Regions from separate parts of the Homo sapiens genome. Here regions 1 and 2 are each linked to region 3. A link is a contact called in ENCODE Hi-C or POLR2A ChIA-PET data. All regions are on one chromosome and are shown on one strand. The core of a region is the stretch at or near the end of the contact, and the rest is flanking DNA. Distances in the headings are between cores, read along the strand shown.

What was found. A loop is a pair of places that touch in the nucleus more often than their neighbours do. ChIA-PET counts read pairs that join two places held with the same protein, here RNA polymerase II (POLR2A). Pooled maps may share reads with other maps.
Region 1: a loop to region 3 is called in a map of PC-3, with 3 times the contacts of the local background. The contact joins the enhancer-like site here to the promoter of LINC02454 in region 3. A Hi-C loop is called at or near these places in 4 of 168 maps with a recorded cell type or tissue (PC-3, ascending aorta, cardiac septum and 1 more) and 11 of 50 pooled maps.
Region 2: a loop to region 3 is called in a map of PC-9, with 13 times the contacts of the local background. The contact joins the enhancer-like site here to the promoter of LINC02454 in region 3. A Hi-C loop is called at or near these places in 1 of 168 maps with a recorded cell type or tissue (PC-9) and 4 of 50 pooled maps. POLR2A ChIA-PET finds 5 or more read pairs at or near these places in 1 of 52 experiments (BJ).

What each region holds. Positions count from the first base shown.
Region 1 is chr12:65,890,818-65,893,544 of GRCh38, forward strand. The region is part of intron 3 of HMGA2 (high mobility group AT-hook 2); the gene reads left to right. Among named protein-coding and RNA genes, the nearest start is that of HMGA2-AS1, 9.9 kb to the left of the region's middle. RefSeq lists enhancers at 659-1,571, 1,212-1,506. Within about 2 kb of position 1,319, at least 20 of the 41 ENCODE cell types and tissues checked have a DNase peak (open chromatin) inside an H3K27ac peak, as active enhancers do; they include PC-3 and endothelial cell of umbilical vein, where a contact is called at or near this core.
Region 2 is chr12:65,960,045-65,962,744 of GRCh38, forward strand. All of the region lies in intron 4 of HMGA2 (high mobility group AT-hook 2), which reads left to right. Among named protein-coding and RNA genes, the nearest start is that of HMGA2-AS2, 13 kb to the left of the region's middle. Within about 2 kb of position 1,357, at least 3 of the 41 ENCODE cell types and tissues checked have a DNase peak (open chromatin) inside an H3K27ac peak, as active enhancers do.
Region 3 is chr12:65,601,590-65,604,331 of GRCh38, forward strand. It overlaps LINC02454 (long intergenic non-protein coding RNA 2454), which reads left to right and starts at 1,280. Exons shown (of 3, transcript NR_146529.1): 1 at 1,280-1,392. The region is part of intron 1 of MSRB3-AS1 (MSRB3 antisense RNA 1); the gene reads right to left.

The DNA.
Region 1 (2,727 bases), core at 69-2,568, 290 kb after region 3:
AGTACAAGCGATTCTCCTGCCTCAGCCTCCTGAGTAGCTGGGATCCCTGGTGTGCATCACCGTGCCCGGCTTTTTTTGCATTTTTTGTAGAGACGGGGTTTCACTGTGTCACCATGTTGGCCAGGCTGATCTCGAACTCCTGACCTCAAGTGATCTGCCTGCCTCGGCCTCCCAAAGTGCTGGGATTATAGGCATGAGCCATAGCGCCCAGCCGACTTCTTCAATATATTCGTATATGTGAATTGAGCCTTCCATTTCTTCCTTTACCTCCTCTTTCATCCATTGGAACCAGTTGACTTTTTAATGTAAAGTATAGAAACTCAGCCGCTCTGACCCTGTTTTGATTCCAAACCCTTGTACCTACCAGACCATTTAGGAAGACTGGGATAAATAAGCATTATAACTCCAGGGAGCTTTCTGATTTCATGATCCATTTCTGTTTCTTAGGGGCCAGACAGTGCTAGGCTTACAGGAGACTCAAAATCTGTAGTTAACCACAGCAATAAATGAACACAAAGGAAATGCAGATGTAAGTAGGGGATAAACTTTGAGTGGTTCCATCAGTAGTGATTCATGATGTTGAACTACAATAATATTTTCCTCCACACACTCTCCCAGTTCCCATTGTGACACTGGAGCAGCATTTAGGGAAGACAGTTAGGCTTGGGGGTGCGTTCTGTGGTCATGGCTGTGGAAGATTGGTCCTACGGCTGTTAATCTGGCTGACAAATGTTTCATCAACATGCATTGTTGAAAGTGACATGATGCACAGTGCTGGTTAAGAGTCGCGTAAATAATAAAATGCCCAAGATGGGAGAAGAGCAGTTTTCCTGGCTTCTCCAAGTTTGAGCTGCAGAATCAGAAGCAGTAGAATAGAGAGAGAAGAGACAGGACACTAGCTTGGGTTCCAGCCCCAACTCTGCTGCCCTGTGCTGCGTGGCTGCAGCAAGTGACTTATCTAATAACTGTGGGTCTCAGTTTCCTCACTCATAGTATTAATGATCATTTCTCAGGAGTATTAAATAAGAGCATGAGTTTAAAGAGCCCAGTCCCGTGCCCAGCACAACGGAGGCTACCCTCCAAAGGTCAGTCCCTTTTTCTGTGTGTTTCATCCTCTCTTGGCAGCCTGTTTGCTGCATCTCTCAGCTGACTTTTGTCCCTTCCTGCTCACTTAGTCAATTCAGAGATTACAGTTTGTACAATAATGCGCTGCCTTGTCTTCTCGCTGGTGAATCTGGACCGGAGTGCTCTGCCTCTGCGCCGACACTCACTCTGATGGTCTTGGCTGGAGGACAGAGGCTGCTGGCAAAAACCTAAGAGGGAACATACCGTGGTAGCAGCATGAAAGAATTTGGCAAGGAGGTGCTCGTCACATGATTGTGATTCATACTGTACTCTCAAAATGTGGCAGGAGGGCTAGGAGAGACTTTTAATGCCAGCACACAGAGCAGAGACACTCATTTTCAAACATCACATTCTTTTTATAGTACAGGCATGCCTCACAGGGAAAATATTGAACTTGGCCTGCCAGCACCACGAGAGTCGTCCCAACTGTGATTTTATTGCTTGAGTCACTCCCTGAATCAGATACTGGCTGCACGGAGGAAGTCTTCTATTAGGGATGCTTTGAAATTGTGTTTTTAATTAATTAACACCAACTCTGGACAGGTTTTTCATTTACTCCTAGCTGACTCTTTTTTGTCTTTTCTTTTTTTGCCTGAAACTTGTTAGACATTTTTGTAAGGTCTCAGTTGGATCGCTTTTAAGTATCCTGGTGAAAGAGTCATCTGTGTTGGGTGACCAAAGCGAGGGGACCCTTCAAAGTAGAGTTTGTCATCTCCGAGAGAATCTGATCCATGGGAATGGGGTCGTCAGGAAAACGGTCCCTAAAAGTCTGGCATAGCACTTTTTGATGCCTTCAGCCGTCCTCAATCCATTCATCCTGTTGTTAAAACTTAAAACTAGAGCTGGCCAGCTGTTGAGAAAAGTCCTCAGTTTTATTTCAACCAAATGATGCTGCCTCCTGGGGCTGGAAGGGGGCTGACTTCAAGCACAATTATAAATGTGTAGCTCTTTCAAGCGGCGGAAACCTACAAAATGGCCTTGATTCACAGGGCCCCTCTGGCTCAAAGACTCTCTGCTTCCCGTGTGTCATAAATCTGTATCTGCATCAAAAAGTGTAAAGACGGCAGTGTATGGAAGTCCCTCTTCCTCTGCGAGTGTGTCTATGACAGATTTATACTGATGGCTACACTGCACCCCGGTCACAGGCTCCTATTATAGTCATGCCCCACTGACTCAGCCCCCATTTCCTGTGGAAGGGGAGACAAGGTCCTGCATGAAGGAGGGTGAAATTACAGCTCAACTCTCGAATTGCTGTTAGTACAGGAGGACCTTTAAGGGCTGCAGCAAGACCCATTTTGTTCATAGCAACATCTACTGTCTCCTCACCCCAGTGTGGTCACAGCTAAAACCTAAGGCATTTAGTTTCATGACAAGATATGCCATGACAGGGTACTCCAGAATTCAACAAGGCCAAATGGATACATGCGAAAAGAACAAACCACCTCATTTGTTATAATTTTTGTTTCTTCAAAGTGGTTTTCTTTTTCTTCCTGAGGGTACAAGTTTCAAATGTGGAAATTTTTTAAGGTAGCATTTGAATCCACCTCTCTATTAGTATTTGCAAATGGATGCAGAACAGGACTGGTTTTTGAAACCACCTCC
Region 2 (2,700 bases), core at 107-2,606, 360 kb after region 3:
ACGCCTGGCTAATTTTTTGTATTTTTAGTAGAGATGGGGTTTCACCGTGTTAGCCAGGATGGTCTCGATCTCCTGACCTCGTGATCCGCCTGCCTAGGCCTCCCAAAGTGCTGGGATTACAGGCGTAAGCCACCATACCTGGCCCCATCCATGTCTTTTAAGTTATTAAAGATGATCGAAGCTCAGGGGTCCCTACCAACTCCTCAGTTACAGAAACAGGACTCTTTGGGGATGTCGGAGCCAGCTGCTTATTCTCCATGTCACCTGTTTCTGTTCCCTCTTTGCACCACAGAAGCACCCTGTGTTAAGTCTGGCCGAACCATGACACTTAGGAGAGCTGAGAATGGGTTTTCCAACCTCATTCCTGACAGGGAGGATTTTTCTTCTCTTCATTGAATGCACACTTGTCGTACAGAATCCGCACATGTAACCAAAGACCAAGTCACTGGGAAGGTGAGAGCTGAGGTTTGCAGAGGTGGGAAAAGCCACCTGCCCCACCACATCAACCCTTTGGGAACCATTCCTTCCTTTGAAGGGTGGCCAGCCAGGGCTATGCCAAGAAGAGAGAGCTCTCCACTAACTAGACATTTGAGAAAACCATCATTCTGAGCATGTGAGAGCCACATTGCCTCCAAACCTTTAATGAAGTGAGACTTCCACCCTCTGACATCCTAGTCATGTTCCCAGTACTAACTGATAGTTACTAGTAGAATTCTAAGGTCAGCAGAAAGATACATTAATAAAACAACTATCCACATTGTCTTATCCACATTGTCTTAAGGACAGTTAAGGAAACAATATGACCTACCACCATTTTCATCTGAATTGTGTCTAAAGGGTTGGAATTCAGGAGTTTCAGCAGCTCACATCAAGCAAAGTTTCTGGGAATGTTTTGAAAAGCTGATCACATTCCATCTAGTACAAGGTCTTTGTTAAGTTCATGGCCTGAAAATTCTGTTTCCTTCCGGATTTGAAAGTACCTTGGTTTCCGGATAGTATAGAAAAATCAAACAGTTAGAAATTGAATAATTACAGCACAATCCAGGAGGTTTGCCAGCTTGACTGAGTTCTATCAATTTTTTAACCGTAAGAAGGAATAAAATATACTTGCTGGCTTTTATGCCGTGGTCTGTTTCAGAGTAGTCACCTAAGTCCACACCTCATGTCAGAATGAGAAGTGAATCATCTGGGGACAAACGAGGTGTGTATCTGCCTAACAGCTTAGTGACTTTCTGGAATTTAAATATTAAGTGAAAGGACAGGGTCACAGGGCAGCTGATCTTTGGCTCGTCTCTCTTTCGTCTGCCCATGGCTTTGATCATGCTACATCCTCCTTTGTGGCCAGGGCTCCACAGAGAATCTCAGGGTCATGGCCTGTTGCCTAGTCAAGAGGTATAAACCTGCTGCTTAAATATGTGAAGCCCACAGTTTGGGGGTTGGGAGTTAAAGGGGAGGTAGCCTCATACGTTCCACTTTTCCCACAAAACCCAAAGCAGACTAAACAAAACCGGTGTGAAATCTCATGACTTGATGCTGCCGTGGTTATATTTTTCAAGCTGTAATCCATTCATTTGTATGTGTGTTTATTCCCAGGATTTACAGCTCGCTCAGTCTTCGGGGGGAAAGAGAATATTTGAAACCTTTTGCAAAGGGTTTGAAGTATGCAGTGGCCTGTGATTAAAGCCCAGGATAGAGTGTGTGTGTGTGTGTGTGTATGTGTGTGTGTGTGCATTCATGTGAATGTGTGAGTGCCCATTCTTGTGGGGTTTTTTTCTCCCATTTGCTGCTTTTACGCAAAAGCATCACACATGGTAGCATTTAGGAGCCCCTTCACAGCTGAAGTGTTTCAAACACTAATGAATGGAAGTTTGGTCATATAATGCAGACAAGCTTTAAGGCATGCTTTACTGAATGGTGTACTGTAGTGACCTGGGAAAGGAAGAGAGGTATAAATTGTGTCGGTTAGCCACCCAGACAAAATGAAGCCATGTGGAAAATCAAATCTATTAAAGTATGAAGACTGTTATAAGCTGTTTTAAGCTGGCCATTCTTAAAGGGGCTCGGTCTGCTGCAGGAGTAAATGTTTACCTCTTCCCCCAGATCTTTTTCACATGCCGTCTTATGAGACAATGTGCAGCATTTGATAAAAATCATCCTCTCACTAACGACGCTTTTATCGGAAATGTTTATTGTCTCCGCTTTACCACCCATGTCCTGAAAGGTACTGCACATTTGTTAAATAAGCAAAAGGAAAGAGAACTTTGCGGCTCAAGCCGGCTCGCAGAAACCCCAACAAATTCCAGAGCCATAAGGAATCAGAAAAAGGAAAAGGGAAGGAGGAGTTAGATTTATATGAAGAGGGGGCCTTGCAAAAACATATATATTAGATTTTCTCTGCTTGGCTAGCCCACCATCAAATGTTTGGTCGATGCGGATTAGTATTGAGATTGAGCAGTTAACGCCGAACTTGGGTCACTGTCTCAAAATGTGCTTTAATAAATACAAGGGGGAGGAAATGGATTTGGGAAGGCTCGTTGTCAGCTCTGCCCCTGCTCTCACACTGCCTCTGCACAGTGGTGTAGGGGTCACACACAGGTGTTGGCACCAGTACCAACCCGACCCAAATCCTGGTCCCACACACCCTGTAATTTTGGGCACATTACTTGTCTGTGCCTTGGTTTTCTCAGATGTAAAACAGGA
Region 3 (2,742 bases), core at 30-2,529:
ATTCTGGGTTTGTAAGTTTCTTTTGTTTAACTTAGCCTTCCGGGAAGTTGATACTTGAAGACACAGCACTGTAATCCAGGAGACGCCTTGTCCGACTGCTCCAAATTGGTCAGGAGCCTCTCAGCAGTGCCCTTGACACCTTGTGCTTCTCCTTATTTCTAGATAGCATTTAGAAATAGCATAGTTTTGTCATGTCCACTTTCTTGGCATCTGCTATCTACTCCAACTAGATCATGAAGCAGGATATCCCAACATCTCTGTAGTACCACCGGAGGTGATCGACAAATGTTGGTTAAATGAAATTAATGAATGGAGGGGATGGATATGACTTTTCTTTACCTGAATATGTTTTTCTCTGGGGCAAGTTTTTGGTAGAGAAAAGTAGGGCTAATGTAAGAGAGAAAGATAAGTTCCTTCTTTATATATGCGATAACATTTTTGAAATGTAACTGTGCTTGGCTTTTCTTGTAAGACTAATTGGAATGTGGTTACAGAGCTGGATATCTTGTTTAAAGGTGATTTAAAAATGACAGATCCCATACATTTTTTCATTTCCTTAACAGCTGCAATGTTAGCCTACTCCATAAATCACAACAGTTGGTTCTATCTTAATGCCATAGGTATTTCAGTAATATAGACTGTTCAATAAATTATTGGGTAGTTATTAGAACGAGGTAAATTTGACTTAACATCTTAATTTGACTTAGGCATCTTCCTGGAACCTTCTTGCTCTGAGGTTTGGATGAAAAACACTTTGGATATCACCGTGAGACTTGCTACTTCCGATTCATTGTCTAGTATTCTCCTTGGCAGCTTTGCAAAACAAATCTTGGAAAGCTCCTAGAGAAAGCCATTCTTTTTAGAAAACTTGGAGTCTTTTGAATTCACGCTGGATGACAATGACAGTGAATGAAAGTGTTTGTCCTGTTTGTATATTTGCCTGCTGCTTTGCTCATTCACTCGCTATTCATTTTTTCCAATGGATTATTTATTTATTCAATTTTCAAAACTTAGCAAATATCCTAGATTTCAAAGTATCCTTGTACCCTATGGTTATGGGAATGTGTCAGCCAAACTCTAGGTGGCGCTCCACATCGAATTTAGGAGGCAGGGGAAGGAGTGTGGCAGTGGAGCTCTCAGGATGGCGTCAGAACCACAGAACACCCAGGCTGATCCCGAGAGCTTCCCGTGTGGGGGCGGAGGGTGGGGCAGAGCAGGATGTGTGCTTGGGTTTCACTTGGAAAAAACATACATCATATTGCAATATAATTTACTTTGAGATTTCAATTTGGAAAATGGCATGGAAATAATCCAGCTTGAACATCGTCCTCCTCACCTCCTGGACTAGGGCGAGGGCCCCTTATATTTCTTCATGGCAATTGTGTCACAGTTGTAAGTATTAAAGTATTTGCTTAATTATTTGTTTGATATCCGCCCACTTTGGACTGTAAATTTCACAAGGCAAGGACCTGGCTGCATGGCTCATAGCTATTTGCCTGCTGTCTATCACAACACCTAGCAAGTGACAGACGGTCAATAAATGTTTGTTTTGTTTGCTTATTTGGCTGCTGCTCCATTCATTTGCTTCACTGGGTTATTCATTTTTTCATTCCTTCGTCTCCACCCTTCCCTTCCTGCTCCACCCTACCCTTATCTTCCATCCCCCACTCCAACTCTCCCAGTCCTCCCAGCCCTCCCATCTACCCCATTCCCCACCCAGTCCCACCCTCATTTATCATAAGTCTTAAAAGTTAAGAAACCTAAGGGGGCTGTAGTGGGGTGGGGCAGAAACTAAATGTATGAAAGCAATCTTTAAATAGTCGGATTCTCAAAATCCGGAGAAAGAGTATTAAAAGGTAAGAAAGCAACAGTTTTGCCAATGCAAAAGGGAAAGTGTGGCCCCCTCAGCGGTCATTTCCCCATGCACTATGGCTTTCCTAAGCAGGTGCTGCACCTCCTGGGTTTTGGCAACTGGATGCAGAAGACCGGCAGAACTCTTTCCTCTGAATGGTCTGGACTGGGGACAATTGGCTGGAATCACAAGTGGCTTCTTTGCTCACTCTAGCGGTACTTCAGCTTTCATAAACAGCCGGTTCCTGGAGCTGTAAGGTTCCAGCACATCGGGGATTTCCCTTTGTTAGATCCTGACCCGCAGAGCTGTGTCCCAAGCCAAAACTGTTGTGTTCACCTCTTAAAAGGCTTTCAAAGAAGGAAGGGAGGGAGGGAGGGAGGAAGGGAGGGAAGGAGGAAGGGAAAGAAGGAAGGAAGGAAGGAAGGAAAAATTCTGGAAAATATCAGTTGTTATTCACAGACACCTAACTTGCCATTTTTAAAAACACATTTTAAAGTTGATATGAATCGAAAAAAAAGTTATTGTGATATTGGCAGTCAGCTCTCTACTGAAATGATGTGAGTGGAAAAACAAGAGTTTGGAAGAATGCGTCCCCCAAAATTCTTACATTGTTACCAACCACAGAAACAAAACATAGTGCTGGAAAGGAATTTCAAGTCATAGATGCCAAACCCCTGATTGTGTAGATAAAAATAATGAGGCTCTGAGGTAAGTGACTTGCTCAAAGCCACTCAATTCAGGAGTTAGAGCCAAAATTCATGACTTCTGGCCAATTCTGGGCCCTTGCCACTCCACAAGCTGCAGTTTTTCTGTTTTAGCTAAAATGAGTTTCAAACAGCCTATCCACCATAAATGTATTTCTTCAACTCTCATTCTCTTGTATAAGGCCT